3 separate regions of the Mus musculus genome follow, and regions 1 and 3 are each linked to region 2. A link is a loop called in an ENCODE intact Hi-C map of the cell type or tissue named here. Cell type or tissue: heart. All regions are shown on one strand.

Region 1 (8,000 bases), 290 kb after region 2:
ATGAGCTCCAGTATTCAAGCTTGGGCAAGAAGTGTTTTGCCCACTAGGCCACCTCCCTAAGCCCCTAATTTTACTTCTTAAAATTATTAGGATAGTAGGATTATAAAGTAATTTTTGTCTTCTGTATATTTTTGTTCAAAGATCCTTTGTTATTATTTCATCAGAGGAAAAAAGACAACCTATAATAGAAAGATGAGCACTTATACTGTACTAAATTTTCTGAGTTTACTGATAACACCTCCATTTCCCATAGGCTGATATAAGCTTTCTTACAGCGCTCCTGGCAGGCTGTAAAAAGAACAACAAAGTGATTAAGTTTTATCAGCAAAACATGCTAGTTTAAAAACATTTTTTTAAAAAGTAAACAAAAATGACATAAAACAATAAATGCAAGATGACTGAATCTAGACCATTTTAAAAATGGCTACATTTTTTTTTTTTAAAGAAAAAGTGAAAAAAGATCCCAGTAAGCTTGCAATTTCTAAAGATTAAACTTGATACTTTCTTGGATTCGATATATCCTACTACCTTTCACATGGTGCACAACTGTTGCTTTCCAAGCCTATTAACGTGTCAAGGCAGATGTAATTAGAATGGGGTTGGAGAGAAACCACAGAGAAAGGGAAGTTAGCGGCCTAATGTATAGTGTTTCCCAGCCAGTGAAACAGAAGTACACGTAAACAAGAGAGTACACGTAGTAGAGCGGCTGGAGAGTTTAAGGGCGACCCACCAACACAACTCACAAGCAGTCCCAAGAAGGAACCTTGGATCCTCAAAGGCTATGGTAGTCTTATCTCTAAATAGTCAAGGGACCATTATGATCTTGCCCCAATCTTTAATTTTTATATACACAGTAGCAATATACCCCTTTTGCTATCTGAGAGTGTTTAGCAATGAAGGCCAAGAGTATGTTAAGAGGTTAACAGCAAGGACTTCGGAAAGCCTGTGAAAGTGAGTTCAAATTTCAGACCTACCATCCACTTGACAGCTTCAAGACCTTGGGTAAAATCTTTACCTATAAAATGTTTAAAATTACACTCATGGGTTGACTTGATAAGAATTAAACAACACCTGTATATTATATTACAATGGTCAAATATATAAAATGTTAAAAACATTCTTTTTTAAAGCAATTATGAACAGAAATCTCAGTAATTTACCCATGTTTTTCTCTGAAAGCCAACAGACAGACACAATATTACCTTTTTCTGGATTGTTGTTCAGGATCACAATTACACACATAAATAATAAGACTACGATTTAAAAAAATTTCCACAGGCCTTATAGACACACACTGAACCAGATAATTTGGTGAGAATTTAGGCTTACCAGATTTATTTGTCTTTATGCTAATTATGTCTAAACTGTCTTCATTCATAGTTAGGACTAAGTTCTTTCAGCAAGCCTCTTATTTTCTTAATGGGTTGACTCTAAGCCTTAGCCAAGAAAATAGAAAACAAAACAAAACATAACTACTTCAAAGCAGACTGATCATTTTATTTTATTTTATTTTATTTTAAATATATGCTTTAGATTCTGACAATCTTTGGTTTAAATCCAAGTTGGGCTAGTTGGCAACCTTGTCCAACTACTTAACTCCTCCAAAACTTAAGAGCCAATGAATGGCAATTACTTTTTTTTTTTTTTTCTGTGTAGCCCTGGCTGTCCTAGAACTCACTTTGTAGACCAGGCTGCCTCTGTCTGCCTCCTGAGTGTTGGGATTAAAGGCATGCGCCACCATGCCCGGCAATTACTTTTATATAACTAGTTTAGTTTATTGAAATCATAGCTAAAAATCACAGTAAGGAAAGACGTTCTTACTAAGAACATATGCTTTTAATGTGTTATAGGGTTATACTGGAGATATTAAGATTTAAAAGAACAGAGCATTTACTGTCCAGAGGCTCTGGGCCTAATGAAGAACAGATACTCTGCAAAATCACAATGAGAAACAGGATAAGAAGCTTCACTTCCTTTCAAGGTGAGGTGTTGGGAGTTTTTGTTTGCTTGTTTGTTTTGGGTTTTGGTTTTTGTTTGTTTTTGGAAGAGGTGATATTTAGGTTAAGAGGACAAACATGAATTCATGAGCTTGGAGGCTAACTGGTGAAGCTTACTTGGTCAAATGTAAGCGTACATGGACAAAGCTACTTAAAGAAATACAAGTGAGGGTCTGGAGTACAGCTTTCAGATAGGGAAGAAAAAGAATTGTTCAACACAACACAATGTCCCAGTAGACCAAAAGATAGAGTTGGAAGTGATATAGAGTCAAAAGCATCTATCATCAAGTTAGAGAAGGAAGTTCACTGAGAAAAAAAATATGCTTAAAATAAACACTGATCCCTTCAGCTAACTATTGAAGATGACCAGGATGGGGGTGGGCAAACCAAATCAAGAAAATACAGGGGGTGGGGTGGGGTGGGGTGGGGAATAGGAAACAGCAGCAACTAACTTCAAGTCATGCTGAGACTGGAGAGTGAAGCAAGGTAGTCTTGATAAACCTCAGCTATGCAGGACAATCACCCAATTTCCACTTTGGATGAATGGTTCAGTCATGAAGTTGTAAGTTAACATATTGACAACAGAAACAATTTCATGCATGTTATTTTTGTAACTGTAAATTCTTTATTAATGTTTTGTATTTTAAATCCCCTATGTTTGAGCAGGGGCTGGAAAAACAAGAGCCACTCACTTTGAGACAATCGTGTGTTGTTCCACTACTGGTTGATGTATTTTTCTATAACTCTACATTGAAGAGACGGTAGTTCAGGTTTCTATTTGTTACTAGCTAAGGTAGTCAGAAGGTAGCTTGCCTTAAACATCCATTACAATCAACTAAGCAGATCAAATACATGTGAAAAGTCTAAATTATAAGGCATCAAGTGGAGAAAAAACTATCATCCTTGTACAATCCTGTAGTTAAAAACAAACAAACTAACCAACCAATCAACCTGCTTCTGCCTGTTTCCTAAAACAAGTCCTGTGAGGCAGGATGCCACCGCTCACACCTTTTAAGATTTAAAATCTTGACCGCAGGCTCACACTTTTTGAAGAGGACCAAGATGTTCACAGTTGTCACAAAATTCTACTTTCGGAAAATAATAATAATAATAATAATAATAATAATAAAACTATAGAAGTTCTCCTTACAATTACAAAAGGAGCAATTTAAGACCCAAAGGCAGGCCAGGTCAGAACTTTCCAAGTACCTCCAAGTATGGTTTTGAATTTGGGTTTCTTAACCATATCCCAAACATAGCGTGATCAGACTGCAGTACTATTTACTACACACGCGCGCGGACTTCAGATGAAATAATGGAGTACCCCAAGTTAAAAGGCTTTTTGAAAACTACTCCGATTTCCCAACACCCCAGATGCCAAATGGCAACCTTACCACTCGAAGCAAACGATACACACACATACACATATTATGTGGTGGTGGTGGAGAGGAAAAAGGCCACACCCAAGTTAAAGACTTTCAGAGCGAAGTGACACCAAGTTTCAGAAATTTAACTATGGCTATTTTGGGGCAGCTCATTTCACGGGTGACGGATCCTCTGAATCCTCCCCATCTCCACCAGGCCGCACGTTCAGGAAATCGTTCCCGATTCGAACTGCTCGGGTTTCCTTCTCAGGAACCCGGTGCGAGGCCAAGATGGAGAAATGCCTCATTCAAAGATTGCAGTACCCGGGGTATTAGAGGGCCGGCCCGTGCCGATCGAGGGAGACAACCAGGCGCCCGTTACCTGCGGGGCTGGGACAGGCCACAGCCGCCTTAGCAACAACACAGCGGTTACCTGGCACCGAGGAGCCACCCAGATCCAGGCCCTGCGGCGTCCACGAGTCTCCCAAGCTGGCCCAGCTCCCGGTGTCCCCCACGCCCTGGGCTTCACGACCACCCACCCCGCCGCAGCGCAGCATCAGCGCCGCGCATCCCCGCTCACCTTAGCCACATAGTCCTTCACCTCATCCAAGTCTCCGTTTTTCAGGGCCCACATGAACTCCTTGTCGCACATGACTGCAGCGGGGTGGGCCGGCGGGCCGGGCAGGAGCGGCGATTAGGCCCGACGAGGGGACACGAGAAAGCGACGCGCCTCAGGCCGCTGAGCGGGCGAGACTGCGGGTCGCGGCTACGGTTCGGGCGGGAGAAAGTTCTTCTGCAGCCGTTGGGCCCAGCAGAGCAGGTTCCGCCTAGCTGAGGAGAAGCAGGACGCTTACACTTCCGGTTCACGCCCCGCTAGGGCCCGCCTCCCACTTCCTCTTCCTCTTCCTCTCTCCAGAAAGCTCTGCTCGGGACCCCGCCCCGACTGCTTACCTCAGGAGAGCCACTTTTGCGCAGGCGCATTATCCTGGCCGGCCAAGGCAGAGTAGAGGCGTGGTTCCAATGGGCGGGGCCGTGAGGCTGAGTAGAATGTTCCTGGAGGTCAGGAAAATCAGGGGCTGAACCTGGGGAGGTGTTGGATGGGAGTAGGACACTCCAGTTCCACGACAGAGGGGAACGTTAGTTTCCAGGGCTCACTTTCTAATAATTCTAAAAATAACTAATAATAATAATAATAATAATAATAATAATAATAATAATAATAATGTGTTTAGATTCTCTCTCTCTTACTATCCCACTTTAAACTAGTAAAAGAGGAAAAACAAAAAACCAACCCACTCTCAAAACATTTTTATTGAGACTTTCATCTATGCATATAGTATGTTTTGAACAAATTCATTCCTGAATCCCTTCTCCACTTCACCACTACTTTTCCTTCACAACTTTATGTGACCTCTCTTCTTAAAACAAAACCAAAAACAAAAAACCAAAAACCAAATTTTCATTTACGTGTATGATAGTTTTGACAGAATATATACATTTATGTGAACCAATGTGTGCGAGTGCCCGAAGAGGCAAGAGGAAGCATAAAATCTGAGAGAGCTAGAGATACAGACAGCGGTGAGCCTTCATATGGGCCATGCTGGGAACCAAGCCGGGCTCCTCTGCGAGAGCAGCCAGTGCTCTTAACCTCTGAGCCATCTCTGCAGCAGTGCTCGGGTCTTGTGTTGAGCTCTCTGAACCCACTTAGCGCTTCCTGTTGAGTGCATACGTGTGGGACCTACTGGTTTGTTTTACCTTTAGGCATCAAACTCTATTCCTATTCTCATACATCAGTGGCTGGGTGGGGCTCTCTCCCTTGGTCTTTTCTCCTCTCTCTCCCACTACCACTCTTGGCCTTTCTTCTCCCTTTCCTCAACCATGCAGTTTCTTTGGGACATCCACCAGAAGGAAATAAAAAGGAAAGAATAAAACTTTTTTTTTCTCAGAAGGAAATCTTCAACACGTAGTTGAGACAACGGTGTCAGTAGGTTTATTTCTTTTTAATTGCATACGTACGTGCTTGTGTACAGATGCACTGATGTGGGCATGAGTGTGCATACGTGTAAACTCAGAGGACAACTTGTGGGAGAGTACTCTTATGTAGGTCCTAGTGACTGAATTTAGGTCACCATCGGGCTTTGTCACAAGCATCTTTCCTGGTTGAGCCATCTTGCCAACTCAACAACGTGAATTATGTACATTTACTTTCTATGGTGGAAAATACTTAAGTGTGTGATGGCAATTAAAAACTAGGAGCTTTTCCTGACCAACAAATGACCGCTAACAAACATGCGTAGCATCATTAAAAATTTGTGTGGTTTAAGAAGCACTCACTTTTTATTTGATTTGTAGCAAACAGAACTGTTTTTCTGAAGCCAGTTTTGTTCTTAGAATTTGGCTGAAACATCTTAGAATTCAACCACCTGGTGAATTCTATCTTACAATCCTAATGATTCAAATTTATGTATATACCCAAGAACACTGAGAAAAAATTCCTACTAGAACTATTATGTATATAGGCTATTATTCATTATTCGGTAAACAAATAAACCAAACTAATTTATTTCTGCACCACAAAATACAGAGGTTGGAAGCATACGGTGGAGTTTAATAGTTTTAAAGTATTGGGCATACTCTGGCTGGTTTTGTGTTCTGACCAGCAAGTTGTTTAACCCTTTTTCTTAAAATTTTGTAGCAAAATGATGCTGTCTGGTGAGTACACATTTGTTATCATTGAACAGCAATAGATAAAGACTTCACACACACACACACACAAAAACTCTGAATAGTTAAAAGCAGCTTACATTGTTACTGTATTTAATTCTGACGGTTGAGAATACAAATCGACACCTTTCTGGAAGGAAACTTCAGTTCAAAAAAAAAATGTGAGGTGAAGTTTGGTTCCTCACAAACCTACCCCAGTGATGTCCAAGTTATAGGACATGGCAGGTCTTGGTTCAGCACTAAGCAAGACTATCCCCATGTGACCTACTCTTACCGTCAGCATTTCATTTGAGTGTCTTAAGCTTAGTATATTTAAGTATATTATATCTTGTTTTATAGATTCGAAACTTAGCTAACTCTACATACCCCATGGTTCTATAAATAGCTTCACTGACCACCCAGTCACCCAAACCAGAAACATGAACATCACAATAGCTCCAGCTATTCCCAACTTTTTCCTAACCCAACTGTCAAAGGCCCTCGACATACTTCAAAGTTGGTTGACTTCCTGTAGAGTTCATTATTGATCCCTACAGTCACCCGAGCAGACAGAGCTGGCCTTTTGGCCAATCTCATTTTTATTTTCACTGTGTTCCAGGTGATTTCTCACCATTCTGATTTTTCACTGTTTTAAGCACAAACAGAGCATCCACTCCTTGTTCTAAGCGTTTAGTAGGTTCCTAATATATGTTCTGTTTGTCCATCAGATCAGGGCCCTCTGTAATCTCCCCTGGGCAATCCTAACCCACGACATTCCCTTAACCACTGCTTCTCGAGTTTCCACATATCTTACCTTCTGTCATTTTCAGAAAAAGCCAGCCTATGGCTTCTATGTATCTTATTTCCTGTTTAAGATTCTCTTTTAAATCTTGCTGTTTCTTTTTAATCTTTGAGATCTACATGCAAATTTTACCTTTAAGTGAGGCTTCTAAAACTACTTATTTCAATCCTATATCATATTTTTTTCAATTTTCATCTTTTTTATTTACCTATTTTGAAAGGACTTTGTGGGTATTCAATAAATGATGATTTTTGTCTGTCTGTATGCAAGAGAGGATTGCTCTTCTTGAATTCTTTGTAGTCGAGTGATTTCATGTAACTAATTTTGGCCTATTACTGCGAATTCAAGTGACATTAGTCATCACTCGGCTGTCTAGTTCAAGACTTTCTAGAACCCAGTTTTTCCTTCTGCTGTAGCAATGGGCAACATTCAAGACAAGGATGACATAGACAGCCGGGGGTCCTTAAAGAGCATTTGCTCAGAGATGGCCTCATCCTTTGATGAATATGTAGTATGAGTGAGATAATTTGTTGTTTCAACCACTGAGACTTGGATATTTACTCCTGGAGCAGCACTGAGTCAGTCTTGATTAGTTAAACAATTCCCAGTTTGGGGAAGGAGTGAATAAAGCCAGTGAACTTTGACTTAGGAATCAGGTAGTACATAGAAAAGGAAATGACAGAAGCTGTGAGAATGGTGATTCACGTTCATAGGAGCAAAAGATTAGGAAAGACTCTCAGGGCATGGGGACGCCTGGAGGCAGATAATGCAATCCATATGCTTGTGGCTGAAGTGGAAGAGGCTGGAAATGGAACCCAGCTCTCCATGTTGGTAAATAGTGATAAATAAATTACACAAAACAGTACAGGAAAAGATCAGCTTAGAAAATAACTGTCCAGTTTGCAAATAAGCGTGCAAGTGAGCTAAGCGATACCTCAGTAGTTAAGATGAGTACTGTTCTTGGAGCAGGGAGTTTGGTTCCCAGCATCCACATTGGATGGCCTAGAACTCAAGCTCTAGGGATCCAATACCCTCTTCTGTTCTCCACTGGCACTGGCACTCATGTGTACACACACACACACACACACACACACACACACACATGCACACACACACATAGTTAAAAATAAAATG
Region 2 (8,000 bases):
TTGTTTTTAAATCTTTAAACAAGATTTCTACAGCTTTTAAGCATCTTCATTAAAAGTCTTGGCCATTGTTGCATTTTGAAAGTAATTTGCTGCCCACCAGATAAACAATAGCTGTTAGCTAGCACACTCTTAGGGAGACTTGTAACTGGATCCAAAGTGCAAGCCTCTTGCCTGCCGCTCCACTCCCCTGGCCTGGAATGAACCTAAGGCCTCACTCCTGGTAGACAGATGCTCTGCCACCGACATGGATCTCCATCCAGCCATTGTCTGCCACCAAGAACACAGCATTGGGCCGGCAGCAGGGTAGCTCAGTGCATAAAAGGCTTGCTGCTGAGGCTGATGCCCTGAGATTGGATTTGCAATACACATAGTAGAGGGAGAGAACTAGCTCCAGCAGGTTGTCCTCTATGTGCATGGTGGCAGAGAGCACCCACATACAGATGACTGAATGTAAGCCTGCCAGTTATCAAAGCCTGAGCATTTTGTAAGCCTGTGAGAGATGCAGAGCTAAGGAAACCATAGCTTGTGCAAGGTCAGAGGACAGCTCGGGGCAGTCAGTTCTTTTCACCATGAGGATTCCGGGCGGGCTCTTGAGCTTGGTGGCAAGTGTCTTTATGCACTGAGCCATCTTACTGCACCAGCATTACCTTATTTTCTCATCAGTGCTTCCAGAAGTGCAGGGGACTAACTTTAGAGGTCAGAGGGCAGTGGGAAAGTGTGCGGGAGGGAGGGACACAGTGGTGGTGGCAGCGGTGGCAGCAGCAGTGGCACAGCTGACCAGAATTGATATACATCCTGCAGCAGAGGGTAATGGGTAGGAAGGCCTTGCTGATGCCTGGATTCAGGAGACATGGGGAGAAGATGTTATGTGTTCCTGTGCAAAACAAAGGGGAGAGAATCAGTTTTTAGACATCGATTTACAGAGTTTTGGCATTTCAAGGGCAGGCTCTCTATTTCTGACTAAGTTAAGATAGGACTTTAATTCATTTTCACTCAGTTAATCAGTATAACTGAAGTGTATGTTCTCTTCATAATGATCTATACTGTACAAGGTGTGAATTTAGCCTTTCCTAAATCCCACTTTCCCCACATTATTTTGAAAATGTTGGATCTTCTGAAGAACTGGGAGGAATGTACAATGGATGCCTCTCGTTTTTGTCCAATCAGTAGTTGTCTATAGTGCTTTCTCCGATATGTATTCTAGGTTTCCTCCTGCGTTTGTCACACCATTGATAACACCTCAATTGTTAAATGTGTATGTATGTGTAAGTGGAGATCAGAGGTTAGTTCACCTTAGATGTCACGCTTCAGATACTCTGCATCCTACTTTCTGAAACAGGGTCGCTCACTGGCTTGGAATCCACAGCTTTGGGCTAGGCTCGATGGCTAGCAAGCCTCAGAGATTTGTCAGTCTAGCTGCCCAGCACCGGAACTCAGGTCCTCATAGCCCTGGCTGTCCTGGAACTCACTTTGTAGACCAGGGTGGCCTCGAACTCAGAAATCCGCCTGCCTCTGCCTCCGGAGTGCTGGGATTAAAGGCGTGAGACACCACTGATCAATTGATCAATAATTAAGAAAATGCCTTGGGGCTGGATCTTAGAGGAGACACATTTTCTCAATTGAGACTCCTTTCTATCTGATAACTCTAGTTTGCACCAGACTGACATGAAACTAGCCAGTGCATTGTGTTATTATTATTTTTTAGGGGTAAAAGTGATTAAATAAAAAATTCAGAATGCCTCACCCCACTTTCTCTGCAGCTATTAAAGTACACTGGGTTATTTTTTCTCAATTTAAATACATTTTAGTATGCCAAACCTATTGACCTTTCCCTTGGTGGTGTGTGATCTTTATGTTTTATTCTATTTTTTTCCCCTCTAATCAGCTCTTTTGTCAGTTTAGCAGATGAGTTGGGAGGAGGGAGAGAAGTAATGAGGTGGATGGATGGAGAAACACAGAAATGGAGGGAAATTCTGAGAGAGGGCTTGACTAGGGATGGTGGAGGAGAAAGTTGGTTGGAGAAGAAAGGGAGACATAGCTAGAGGCAAGGACATCTGGGAGCTCAAAGAACTTGACTTTGATTGAGCTGGGAGAGAGAGAGAGAGAGAGAGAGAGAGAGAGAGAGAGAGAGAGAGAGAGAGAGAGAGAGAGAGATATTTTCCTCTTTTGAGGAGGGGAGAGGCAGCAGAATGAGATACAGGGGCCCAAAGGGCAAAGGAACAAAAGGTTCGGGTCTTGGTTAGGGTTTTACTTTTGTGAGGAGACACCATGACCAAGACAACTCTTAGAAATGACAACATTTAATTGGGGCTGGCTTACAGGTTCAGAGTTTCAGTCCATTGTCACCAAAGTGGAAGCATGGCAGTATCCAGGCAGGCATGGTGCTGGCAGAGCTGAGAGTTCTACATCTTCATCTGAAGGAAGCCAGAGAGCATCCTCAAGCTGCTAGGAGGAAGATTTCCAAGTCCATCCCCACAGTGACACATTTCCTCCAACAAGGCCACACCTTCTAATAGTGCCACTCCCTGGGACGAGCATATGTAAACCATCACAGTTCAGGTAACCAAAATGGCTGGATTATATAGGGAAAAGCCTCATCGGGAAAAGCAGCCCAGCCCCTGAACTGGTGAGTTTAGGGTAGAGGGCTGCATGTGCCAGCCACACCCTGTAACAGGCCGGGACTGAGGGATGCTGGCGAGGACCAGGAGGCCAGGTCCACTTTGATATGTTAAGTAGTCCTCTGCCATTGTCCCAGGGTTAACAGCCCCACTAGGCGCAGCTGATTTGTTTTTCTGTTATTTGAAGCCAGAGTACCCCTTAACTAGATAAAGGTCAATTCCAAAGACTGAGAGCAACATGAGAAGGGTGGTTTCGATGTGCTTGTGTATGTGGGTGACCAGCAGCGCGACCGGACAAGAGTGGATTCATCTTTGGCTCCTGCATGGTAGATGATTCGCGCTCCACTTGAGGAGGAAGTAAACTTCAGATAGGTTGCTGGTGGCTGCCAGCAATCGCTACTTGGATCCAGTCGTGCCAGACTCCGCAGACCTCTCTCCATCATCTATCACGTGGCTGAGGACTACCCTTAACTAGGCTGCATAGCACACTTGTGGGCTTTTGTGAAATGGAACCTTTTCCCCCTTTTCGTCTGAGAGTCGGCTGTGGTGGAGATTAGTGTGGACTTCATAAAGGCTCCCAGGAGAGTGAGTTGTTCACTTGGCATGGCACCCGCTACCTCACCCCCACCCTGGTTTAGTAGGTAACACAGCCACGTCTGACTGTATTAATACAATTGCCAGCGTCCTTGTCACCCGGAGGCTTTGGTTCAAAGAGGCCTAGGTTTGCACCTCGCCCTCTTGCTTCCCGAGATGGCCGTCAGAGGGCGCTGCGGCTCCGCGAGTCGCTTCCGGGAATGGAGAGGGCGGGGCAGGGCGGGGCGGGGCGTAAACCGGAACCTGGCAGCGGGTTCCGCCCTCGCGCCGGGGAGGAGTCCCGGAGCCGAGCTGGAGCTGGAGCACCTCTCACACCCTCCTCGCCCTCCCCACCGACATCATGCTCCAGTTCCTGGTGAGTGGGGCCTCGGAGGATCGGGCCTCGCGGTCGCCTCGTTCCCCCGGGGTCCCGGGTCGGCGGTGCACGGCTCTGCAGTTGGGGCTCGTCGCCCTCGGGTTTGCTCGCGCAGTTTTCCTCTGGCCTCCTCCTAAGTCCTTGGGTCTTTGCCTGGGTTTGTTTATATGTAGTCCTTCAAGTTCCGAAAACTTTGGGGTGTCAGTGATATGACTGCGTTTTCAAAAAACCACTTACTGTGAGCTCTTGGCGAAATCTTCGCGGTAAGTTGGGTCGGAGGAGTCATCAAGATGACTTGGCTCCTGTCCTCTCCACGCGACTTCCCGTAGACCCCCATCTATTATATACGGCTTATTTGAGGCCTCAGAGTGCCTTTCACACGCCGTGCATTAGTCAGCCACATCACGAGGTCGCAGCGAGAGATCCACAGTGCCCTCCCTCTTCAGACCTTTACAGATTGCCCGCTTTGAGGAGTGAGTCAGACTGCCCTGCGAGTAACTCTTGTAAAAACCTGCCCCTCCCCACACCCTTTCAAGTCTCCTTTTTGAGTTAACACGTTTTTCTGGCAAAAATCAAGTATTTCTAAAATTGCCTGTTGAGGATTCTAGGAAACTTGCCAGTCAAATTTTCAGATGAAAGTTTTCAAACACTTTCAGATGAAAGCGTTTCATCTTCGAATTCTAATAAAGCAGATATCTTCTTTCTTTCCCACGGTCAGTGGCTACCTGGTGCTCCGAGAATGAGTATTGTTTACATAAAACTGCCCTACAAAGACTCAGTTGCCTCTGGGGTTTCTCTAGTGTCCTAACTAGGCCTTAGTTTAGGAGGTAGGAGTAATTAGCAGTAATTTACTTGTTAGGAATCACTTTTAAAAGCAGCATCAGCCAGCTAGTGTAAGGTGATAGGATTGGCCCTTCCACTGCATTTGCTGTTCATTGATAAGCAGGGAGAACATTAAATCGATTACACTTAACCTTTTAAGTGCTTTGCTGAATGAGGCTACCTGGTGCGGGACTAGCGCTCTGTACTTAAACATGGGTTTTGATTGGAAAATTCAAAATTTTCAACATTTATGGAGAGATGCTGAAGCCGACCATTAGATGCTTAGCTAGGATGTAACTGATGTTCCTTCTCTTGCCCTGGGTCTGTCTCCTCTTCATTGCTTTTGTTGGGAAAAGTGGAATCAGATGTACAGAGATGGAATCAACTTTCCTCTTGTGGAACTTGGTCAAACACTGCTAGTTTCTGCAAATCTTGCTTTTTACATTAGCCGTTTCAACTGTTTTCTAAATGGTTAAGAGTTTAGACCCTATCTTTAATCTCAAGGTGTGTGTGTATGTGTGTGTGTTGGGGACGTGGGGTTGGGTGGGTGTTGGCCAGGTTATTTAAATTTTCTATGCTTCAGTTTGCACCTCATGAGGTTTCAAAAGGAGCCAAGATGTTGAACACGTAAACACTAAATCGTGGTTGAGATATACTGCCCTGTCTCTTCTGTAAGGTATCAGAAATGGGAACTGGCCTCCCACTGATAGGAGAGGCTTGGGTGTGGTGGAAAGATTCCAGGCTCTTCCCTTTGATGGTGCAAGGCAGCTGAATACTTTGTAACCTCTGAGATGTTGCCTAAGTTGAAAACTTGCATTTGATTGTGTGGCTTGTCTACCCATTACCCCTATTTCCACACCGCACTCCACAGCTTGCTCCTAGCTTGGCTGAAGTTCTTTGAAGGAACACCTAGATGGGAATTGGACTGTGAGCACTGCTGTGAGTGTCAGGGCACCTGAACACTGCTACAGTTTCTGTTCCTCTTCCCCCTGGGGCCCAGTAGCATCACCTCCTCATAACTCACCCTCATTCAGCTGCTGGGGCCTGTGCACCGTGCTGTGTGGGTTCTGTCCTGGGATAGCTCAGAATTGCGGAGTGAGGGGACCATATCTGGGTGTAGCAGCTGGGAGGCTCTCTCCCTGTCTCTAATCTTGTCTCCCGCTGCTTGCTTCTGCTCTTAGTTCCTGTGAAGTGCTTAAGTCCGGAGCTGGCTGTGCTTCCTAAACTCACCCTTAGGGAACGGGCTCCTCCCCAAGCCAGCACCTTTCACATCAGCTTCCAGGACAACCTTGAATCCCCTTCTCTGTGCTTCCAGATCCCAAGTATCAACTGTCAGTGGCTTTCCTTTGCCTTTCTCTCAGCCTCTACTCATCTGGATTGAGTTTGCCTTCCTGCTTTCCCAGTCCTTTCCCCACACTTAACGCTCACATTTGAAATGTTGACATAGTCATTGATTTCTTTCTCGTATTCATGCATTCACCGGTTTATCTAGTCTTTTCTTAGAATCATGTAATACCGTAGGTGCATCTTCTTTGTTACATTGCATCCGTTTATCTGTTGATGACTGTGCGTGCCTCTCCTGTGAGGGCCTGCACGTGCAAGAAGTCTGAGGACAGCCTCCAGCAGCCGGTTCTCCTTCCCTCATGTGGGTCTAGGGGGTTGAGCTCAGGTTGCCAGGCTCGGGTGCAGGGTGTTACCCTGCTGAGCCATTTTTCCACGCCAGACCTGCTGTGTAGTCACGAGTAAGATCTTTACTTGCTCCGTGCCTCAGTTTCCCCCAGCATAAGCCTGGGCAGTAATAGTGGTTATTCCACGTGTGCATGCTTGTGAGGATCAGGCTGTGAACTAGCAGGGTTCTCCAGTCTGGCTGGCATACTGCCACTTCTCTCCACTACTAAAGGATTTGGTTGGGGATATAAAGGGACTTAGTCAATACGCAGTGAGTGACTTCGTTTGCACTCAGCTCTGCATATTGCTGGGCCCATCCGCATATTTAACTAACCATGGATTAGATAAATATGAATGAATATGAAAAATATAAATATTAGCAGATAGTTGCTCATCAATGGTATGTGTACAGTTTTTCCTTGCCGTTCCTGAGCAGTGCAGTGGGATAGACTGCCGCAGGCCTTCCATACAGTAGGTCTTATGAGTGATCAAGAGGGTTAGAGTGTATGGGAGGACATGGGGGGCTCCCGTGCAGTTGTAGGACCTGCTTGAATAGCTACAGATGTTGGTGTGGGGGGTGTCCTGGGATGGAGCCCCTCATTAATTTTAGGTCTTCCTTCTTCACCTCATTACTACCGTTGATTATAAGATAGTGGTTACAAGGTAGCTCCAGCTTCTTTTAGAGCAGGCAAACCCGTACACCTTTCCCAGAGAGATTTCATGTACTTCTGTTGAATATTGGCACATTAAGGAGGTTTTTTTTTCTCCTTCTTTTCTTCTCTAAGCAGTATTACTGAATATAAAGCATGCTTTCCTAGGAAGCAGTGAAGGGCTTTAGCCCTAGCAAGGTTTTGCTTTAATACACAGAATGTAGGGTTGTTTTTTTTTAAACTACTAAACATTTGGTGATAGTCTTCACACTGAGTTTAAAAACTAAGACAGAGAAATGGTAGTGTGTGTACATGCCTCCTTGGAAGGCCTTCTGATTTCTTCTTTTGAATCTGAATTTAAGAATGCTGTTGCCATGGCTGAAGAGATGCCTCGGCTGTTGAGAGCGCTGGTCGCTCTTCCAAAGGACCTGGGTTTGATTTGCTGTACATTGATAGAGGCTCACAACATCTGTAACTCGAGTCCTAGGGGTTCTGATGTTCTCTTTGGCCTCTGTGCATACTGCACGCATGTGGTGGGCATTATATTATACATGTGGGCAGGACACCCATACAGGTAAACATAAATAGCATTTTAAAATATTTTATCAACTTAGCTTTTTATTAGTTCTAGTTAGTTAATGTACAGTTTTTTGAGTTGTAGATGCTTTTACCATAAACCAAATGTCATTTTTAGGTTTCCTTTTCAGTGCTGGCATGAGCCTATATTTGCTTAACAATTTTTAAAAAAGATTTTATTATTTTAAGTGTGCTTGTGCTCAGGGTAGAGGTGTGAGTTCTCTGGTGAGTTGCGGGTAGGCATGAGCTGCCTGGTATGGGTGCTAGGACTGAGCTCGCATCCTCTGAAAGAGTAGCATGAGCTCTGAGTCGCTGAGCCATCTCTCCAACCCTTTTTAAAAATAGATTCTTAAATCCTTATCAGTAACTTGGGCCTGGGTGTGTTATTTTTGAAAATACAGTTTGATGAGTCACATTCGGACTTGTCAGCCGCTTTGAGGTTTTGCCAGGAGCTGTGCCAGATAAACATTGCGGTTTTATTTGCTGGTCTCCAGACACAACTTTCTGAAAGGGAAGGCCCTGAGTGGATGGCAGATGCATCTGTTTTGGAGTAGGCGCTGTGCCTTTTAGCAGAGCTTTTTAGTGTTAATGGATAAAGCATTGTTGACCAATCTGTTTGTGTGTTAAAAGAAATAGGTACACTTACAATAATGTAGACTCCTCATGCGCAGACTCTTCCATTTATTGGACTGGTTCTATTTTGCACCTCTGGAATTT
Region 3 (8,000 bases), 130 kb after region 2:
GGTCTCTCGTTCAGATGCAAAGACCCCTTTCTCCATACATACTCGGGTATTCTTATATTGATTTCCACCCAAACACACTCTTCACATGCAACAGTAAGCACCCGGCTTCTCTTCCAGCCAAGATTAGAAGCTTCTCCAAGGAGCAGAGACCATGGCTAGTTTCTCCTAAAGCACCCAGCAATGTGGCTCCTCAAGCAAACTCAGCCAGAACGTTGGAAATTCACAGCAACTCGAACAACATAAACACTGTACTTTCCTGGTGCTCAATAAAAACTCCTTTTGGAGTTTCCCTCTCAGTGTTTTAGAAATACAGACAACACCATGCCTGACACCGGAGTGTCTTACCATTTGCAAAGCATATGATATGTCACAGCACTCCCCAAGGCCAGAGAGGAGCTGCTGTCCTGTCTTTTGAGAACACGATGTTCCCCTGAAGCCAGTGATGTCACTAGGCTTGCCATCATTCATAGGACATTCTTTTCACTCAGTAATGAACCATTTTGGAAGCTCAGCACGTTTCTCAGAGTAGGCCAGTTTCTTGTGCCCAAACATTGATTACGTTGTAGAAACTGGGATTTGAACCCTGAACCTAAGGACTATAATGCGAAGTGTTTGCTGTACTGTTTCCACACTGGACTACATTTCCGTCTTTACCTCCTCCAGGCTCGGCAGCTTAGTAGGGGTTATTCTCTGGGGCACCAATTTATTAATTTAAATGTTTAGTTAGCATATGTTAATTATATATAAAAAGACAGTGAGCTTCATGGAGGAATTCCTCAGTAGTTAAGAGCACGTGTTCTTCTCGAGCACCTAGGTTTGATTCCCACTACCCATATGATAACATGATAGTTCACAGATGTTTATAGTCCAGTTCCATGGGATACAGTGCCCTCTTTCGGCCTCACTGGGCACTACACACACATGGTGCACAGGCATACATGCAAGCAGAACATTACATACATAATACATACATACATACATCAAAAATATTATATTTATATTTATATTTACCAAGGAAGCAAGCAAGCAAACCAACCAACCCATGGCTTCTTCATGGCATTTTCATACATGTGCATAATGACTTCCCACATATTCATGGCATTTTCTTTTTCTTTTTTTTTTTTTGTCGAACTATTTTATTTTTTATTAGGTATTTTACTCATTTACATTTTCAATGCTATCCCAAAGGTTCATGGCATTTTCATACATGTGCTTCCCACATAGTCACTGTCCCCTTTCCTGTCTCACCCCCTTTCACTTGTGCTAAGTCCCTCCTCCTCCCAACCAGTGTCATGCTAATTTATTTTTTATTTCCCTCTTCATTCAAGGGGTTGGGACTTGGAGCACTGACTTAGATGATACTGAGGAACATATTCGTTCATGTTAAATGGAGACAGAGCTGATTGCAGTTCATCTTGGCAGTTGTTGGGGTCTGGGACAGAGTCCCCCAAGAAAGCTGTTCTTATAGAGACCCAGAAGACCCAGGGCTGACATGGGGGTCCTTTCTACAGCTGGGTCTTCTGACCAGCACTGTAGTGGGTCTGCTGTGGCCAAGGCCCAGCACTTTAGCCCCAGTCACAGGAACCATCTTGGAATCTATCCTTCTTAGCATCTTTGAGTGATTATTCCTTGATCTTTAACTGCGTTGGCTGTACTTTGGGCAGTAGGATCTGGGTCTCCCTGGCTTCGCTTTAAATGCTCTTTACAGTTTACTCTTCCTTTGATCTCCTTCTCCTTTGGTGGCATCAGGTCAACCTGAGCTGACCTCAGCCCTGCAGCTGCATTCTTACGCTGGCCATAGGGCTCTACCTCCTGTGACTCTCTGGAATGAAGAACCTCAGAACAGAACCTGTGACAATGTTCACCAGCTTGAGAAATAGGAAGTAGTTTCTGTGTAGCACCATCCTGCCACTAGCCAGCCTGGCCATTCTTAGAGGGTTTATTATTAAAAAGTAACCATCTTTACCCAGCGCCAAATAGCTATCTAAGGGAAAAACTCAACCGTGTGGATGTTCTTTCCCAGTGTTGTGTCATCCAAACATTTGGCCCCAGAGAGAATCCGGCATATGTGTGTATTTAGCACACAGACACCCAAGCTTTTGGACAAGAAACAGAAAACTCAGCAAACACAGGGAATCCTGGCATTTGTAGAAAGGAAAGTCGCAAGGCCGAGGAGTCTGTGGGTGGTTTCGGGCCAATGTCAACAGCCCCAGTATCTCTGAGAGCAGTAGAGACTCTGGTGAGAGACTCATCCCAGCCTAATGAAGTGAGGATAGGTGGCAGGGTCAACACTCACCTCCCCGAATGACCGCTCTGCCCTTTCTAGCTTCTGGGCTAAGGAGCATGTGTCAACTTGCATAGCCCCCAGCAGTCTGCTTTCTTGGCTCTGGCTTACCTTGGAAGGCAAAAATAAGTTCTTTGTTCCAGCATACCACAGCTACTTAGATGTGGAAACTTAGCCTTCTTAAGATCAAAATCCCATTACTCACCCTGCCTGCTACTATATTGGAAAGCTTGTGGCCCACAATTAGCACTGCTATAAGTAGGCTGGCTAAAAACGTACCTATCTTTGAAAAGGTGATGATGACCAGCCAGGAGCTAGCACATCTGGCCCGAGGTTTGGCATACGCATGCAGAACTATACTCAAGGCAGACTGTTTTGCAAGCTTTAGTCTTCATTGCCTCTCAGGGACAGTAGACAGAGAAAGGATTGGGGTCTCTGAGCTATCTGCCTCCTCTCACCTAGATGACTCCAAAGAAAATACATTGCCTTTGTCAGGCTGAGATTGATTAACATGACATGGTCTAGCCAGCTGTTAGGTTCTGTAACCTGCCACCCCCTGCCTCTGTCTCCCGTCTTCAGCTACATAATGAGGCTCTGTCTTAAAAAGCAAGGAGCTGGGAGTGTGGCTCGGTGGTTGAGTGCAAGAGCACAAAGCTCTGGGTTGGAGCTCCAGCACAGTCACAAAGAAAACCAGAAAAAGAAAAAAAAAATTCACATGGTTTCTTGCTAAGGGGGCATACCCCGAACGTTGCTTCCCTGTTCGCGATCCCTTACAGTCTAGGCTGGAAGAATTCTGTTTCTCAGAAGGCCCATTCTTCATCCAAAACATCAACAACCCCCCACTGCCTTTGAACATCGAATCAGAGCAAAGCAAACAAGGGAACCAGAGCGACCCATAGTGAAAGCGGGAGGGGCCTCGCGCTGGTTGCCGGCAGCAGGTGGCGCCCTTGGGTCACCCTCTTCAGTCTCTAGCAGAACAGTGCCTCCTATCTGTCAAAACCCTTAACTTGTCTTTCTCAGCCTTGAGTGTTCCAGCTTGCTGACTCTCTCAGCTTAGGAACTCCCTCCTTCCCTCCTCAGGCAGGGCCCACATGCTGTCCTTGCAATGGGCAAGGAGTTGCATTTCTGGGTGGATGGAAGCACATTTATTATACCACACACAGCGGAAAGAAAACAATTCCACCCAGTTCCCCTTTCTTTAATTAAAAAAATATTATTGTTGCTGTTATTATTATTCCTATTATTATTACTACTACTATTACTTATTATTTGTGTGTGTGTGTGTGTGTGTGTGTATGGTTATTTTGCCTGAATGTATTTCTGTACACCACATACATGCCTGGTGCCTACAGATCCCCTGGAACTGGAGTTCTAGATAGTTGTATAGAGTCATGAGGGTGCTGAGGAATTGTGCCCAGGTCCTCTGGAAGAGCAGCCAGTGCTCTTAACTACTGGTAGTAGATGGTTACAGAGTCGCTTCAAGGATGAAATCAGGTCTTTGCATATGCCTGGCATACCTGTCTTCTGAGAGGCTCTACCAGCAGCTGATCGAGACAGAGGCAGATAATTACACCCAACCATTGGACTGAATTAAGGTTGAATTAAAGGAAAGATTGAAGAATCTGAAAGGGAGGGCGACCTCATAGGAAGACCAGCAGACTCGACTAACACAGAACCCAGGGAGCTCCCAGAGACGGAGCCACCAACCAGGAGCATACACAGCCAGGTCTGAGGCCCCTGGCACATATACAGCGGAGGTCTGCCTGGTCTGGCCTCAGTGGGAGAAGATGCACTTACTCCTCCAAGAGACTTGAGGACCCAGGGAAGGGGGAGGCCTGCTGGAGGTTGGGAGCACCCTCTGGGAGGCAAGTGGGAGGAGGAATAGGATGAGGAATGGTGGGTCGGAGGGACGGGGGGGTGGGGGAGGAGGTCAACGACTGGAATATAAATAAATAAAATAACTTAAAAAAGAAAGGAAGAACGGAAAAAAGTGGAGTGGCATATGTAAGTTCACTAATTGCCCACTAGATGGCACTCTCTTCCCAGGAGAAAGGAAACTTGCGAAAGGGGAGAGGTACTAAACGTTGAGCCAGCTGCCTGAGGGCTGGCTTCTGTTTGCCTGCTCTAATCCATTGCATTTGGGCAGTTAGCTTGAGAAGAGCAACATTAAGGTCAAAATCAGTGGTCCACAGCCTTAGGAATGTGTCTTCTGTGGCCATTTGTGTCAGCATTAATTATTGCCAGTGTAGGGGAGGGGAAGGGAGTAGAAATACACCCAGCTCAGCCGGGAGTCTTGTGTTTGGAGACTAAGGGTGTTGGGGGGATATTAAGATTGACCCTGAAGCTCTAGGATGTGACCAAATCGCTCTTCATGGTCCAGATGGAAGACATAGGAGATGGCTGAGACTCCTTTATAGATGCTGAGTTCTTGGACTGCCTTGTCCCTCCTGCTTGGGACACTTTCCACATCATCTACACACCACTGATCCACACTGACAGTAAAACCCTGTGAATTCTAAGGGCTGTAAAGAGGAAGCTTGCCACCCTGGCAGCTTGGTACAGATTTGAGCGCCTGTCTACCCACTTTAGGTCATTGGCATTTTCTGGAGTGGGTCTTGGCCCAAACACAAGCTTTCTCTTTCAAACCACTTTGGTCACACACACTAACTTTCCCTCCCTTAAGCGCCGCCCCATACCAGCACCCAACCTAGGCTGGGTTGGCTGATGGCCCTGTAGCTTGCACTTCCATGGTTACCTACTGGTTCAGCTGCTACTGGTGGTGCCTCAGTTTCCTCTTCTGCTCATACATATTCAGCCCTGCTTTGACAGTCTTCCCAGGCCGCATACCTTTGCTTAGGGGCTTCCATTTTCCTCAGACGCCAATGGCCTGGGTTCCTGGACATTTCCTCTGCGGCACCCAACGCTACAGATCCAGTCCCCTCCCCAGGAAGCCGGGAGCCCTCCCTGAGCCCCTCAGCTATGCTCTTTGTACCCTGCTTTTATAGGTACGAGGATTGGAAAGTGGGCTATGGGGTTTTCGGTTGAAGCAGTGCTGTTCTTCCTGCTCAGTTCTGAGCAGGCTGCGAGCTGCTGGGATTGTTTTTTATTCCACACCTGAATCAAGAGTAGCATATTGCACAGTGGCTTCATCTTTTAGCCTCACAAACTGTGGCAAGGCCAACATCCTCCCCAGACGGTCATGGCCCCGAACTGCTTTGAAGGAAACAACCATGTCAGGACACCAATATCTTTTCCTCCCTTTTTTTGTTTTTCTTTTTTGTTTGCATTCTCTAAATAAAATAGAGAATGTCGGTATCTGGAGAGGCACATAAGGTCAAGTGTGTGTTTATACAAGGTGATCAGATTGTGTTTGAATGCCGAAGGAAAATGGCATGGGAAATAAAGTATTTGTGGTTGTTGACAGTGAAGAAGAAAACAGGGAGGCTTTCAGCCATTCTCTGTCCAAGTGTTTTCAGGCATGGGCACTTTGAGAATAAGTCACTAGGTCCACTAGTAACACATACATCCTTCTGCGAAAGGCTGCCTTCTCTGATGACCAGTTCTACCAACCCTTTCCTAATTCTACCATGAAGTTCCCCTTCTCAATTCACGATCTTGATCTGCTTTTGGCATTTCAGTCTCTTATAGCCTTTTCCCTTTCAGTGTCTGTAGAAGACTGACACCATCAGTGGCCCAGGAATGGCTTCTGTAAATCTCACCTTTTGCCCTGTAATGCTCTGTCCCAGTCTACCCTGACTCGGTGACCCAGAGTCTGGTGTGGTCACCAAACCGGATCAGCATAGAGGTGACTTTGCAAGGACACAGTGATGACTAGAAACAGGAGTGGGGCTGCTCAGATCAGCAGCGTGGAGCAACCCATCCTTCAGCTCATGAACAAAAGTAACTGTTTACAGTTGAAGGACCCCGTAGTGCTGCGGTGGCTGTTGGGTAGCAACACTGTGACCATACGTGCTGAAGCTGGCATTGAGATTGCTCTTTGTTTTGAGGAAGGGGGTCTTGTCATGGTATCTAGGACGGCCTTGGGCTCCCAATCCTTCTGTCTTGGCCTAGTGTAGAGCTGGGATTCCAAATGCTGGTCATTATTTCTGGCCTATGGCATTGGATTGGAACACCATAAAGGCCAGTCTTACTGTTGAGACTCTGGATGGCATCAAGTCGGCCCCCTCCCTCCTCTTCCTGTCCTGGCTAGTGGGAGAGGACTGCGATAGTATTGAGAGGGTTTGATGACTCATTTTAGTGTAAAAGCAAGCAGGAAATCATGGCTGTGTAGTATGTGTGGTGGAGAAAGATCTCTAAGAATAGGGGAAGGGACACTGTGAGCCTCGATGGCTCCATTACTAACTAAGCTTTATTTAGTTAACACAGTGAGCAACTACTGTATGGGAGGCACAATTCTAGATTTGGGGGCTATCATGCATGGCACATCTGTCTATGTGAAACTCAAGTTTACCATCCAGGGCTATGGTGGCTTGATTATTGCACCAATATTGATGATATGAAAGCGTTCCTTGTATCCAGCCCACTCCATCCTGCCAGGCACAGCTAAACTTATTTCCTTCAAACACTAGCTCCTTCCTAAACTTTCTGTCCCTTGCTCAAGGATATGGTAGCTCTGCATGGCCTTTGGGGCTGAGCTTAAACTCAGTCTGATGTTTTATTGGCTATGCTCTGTCCTGTCCTGGTTGTCCAGTCCGTCTTCTGCTACTCCCTAGAGCAGTGGTTCTCAACCGTTCTAAAGCTGTGGCCCTGTAATGCAGCTCCTCATCTCGTGCTGACCTCTCAGCCATAACATTATTTTGTTCCTACTTCATAACTGTAATTTTGCTATTGTTATGAATAATAACATAAATATCTGATATGCAATCCCCAAGGGGGCTGTGACCCACAGGTTGAGAACCACTGCCCTAGCGCTTCAGCCTGTTCACACACTTGGGTGTATTCCAAGCACTGGCCCCTTCCAGCTGGGAACAGGTCCCTTGCCAGCCACCCCACCTACACTAGCAGAGTCTACTCATCTGCCCAGTTCCTACTTAGCCCTCATCTTAGCCTTGTTGGTAACTCTAGAACATGCTAAGCTTGCCTGTTTTAGAACTGAGACTAGTCATAATCAGACGTGACATGGGTCACAGTGTTCTCATGCTCCAGTGTCAGTTTCCATGGGGGAAAGCCAAGGGTGGGGAATCTAGACAATCTTGTGGAGTGGTCAGCTCAGAGCTACAGGAGCAGTCACTAAAGAGTGTGCTCTCTTCTTTCCTACTCTCTAAGGCCAGAGGGGACCGAGGAAAGGAAGCAAGTACTAGTCTGTATAATAATGTGATTCTACACACACACACACACACACACACACACACACACACCCCTGCCCCAAACCTGGATATGAAGATGGTACCTTGGAAGTTGCAAGTCAGAAATGTTTCCTTCAGAGCTTGCTAGATGGCTCAGCGGGTAAGAGCACTGACTGCTTTTCCAAAGGTCCTGAGTTCAAATCCCAGCAACCACATGGTGACTCTCGACCACCCATAATGAGATCTGATGCCTTCTTCTGGCGTGTCTGAAGACAGCTACAGTGTACTTATGTACAATAAAAAAATAAATCTTTAGGAAGGAGGGAGCAGGGACTGAGCGAGCAGGGCCGACCAAAGAGAGCAGGAACGACTAGAGCGAGCACAGGTCCTAAAAATTCAATTCCCAACAA

Evidence for each region. A loop is a pair of places that touch in the nucleus more often than their neighbours do. Peaks named below come from ENCODE experiments on the same cell type or tissue, not always from the same donor. Only the 100,000 strongest peaks of a DNase experiment are listed, where the experiment ranks them.
Region 1: it touches region 2 in a loop (2.5-fold over the local background); 7 of 42 quality-filtered maps call a loop at or near these places.
Region 3: it touches region 2 in a loop (3-fold over the local background); 19 of 42 quality-filtered maps call a loop at or near these places.

Annotation. Positions count from the first base shown.
Region 1 is chr6:35,535,598-35,543,597 of GRCm38, forward strand. It overlaps Mtpn (myotrophin), which reads right to left and starts at 4,291. Exons shown (of 4, transcript NM_008098.4): 1 at 3,942-4,291. The coding sequence starts at 4,013. In heart, a CTCF peak has its summit at 4,200; a DNase peak (open chromatin) is centred at 4,294; H3K4me3 peaks cover 2,157 bases; H3K27ac peaks cover 1,220 bases.
Region 2 is chr6:35,249,216-35,257,215 of GRCm38, forward strand. It overlaps 1810058I24Rik (RIKEN cDNA 1810058I24 gene), which reads left to right and starts at 3,495. Exons shown (of 3, transcript NM_001384235.1): 1 at 3,495-3,567. The coding sequence starts at 3,553. In heart, CTCF peaks have their summits at 3,355 (motif pointing right) and 5,625; DNase peaks (open chromatin) are centred at 3,486, 3,966 and 7,706; H3K4me3 peaks cover 4,305 bases; H3K27ac peaks cover 5,179 bases.
Region 3 is chr6:35,376,838-35,384,837 of GRCm38, forward strand. No RefSeq gene overlaps it. Among named protein-coding and RNA genes, the nearest start is that of Gm38789, 32 kb to the right of the region's middle. In heart, CTCF peaks have their summits at 886 (motif pointing left), 3,252 (motif pointing right) and 4,304 (motif pointing right); a DNase peak (open chromatin) is centred at 3,214; H3K4me3 peaks cover 915 bases; H3K27ac peaks cover 1,232 bases.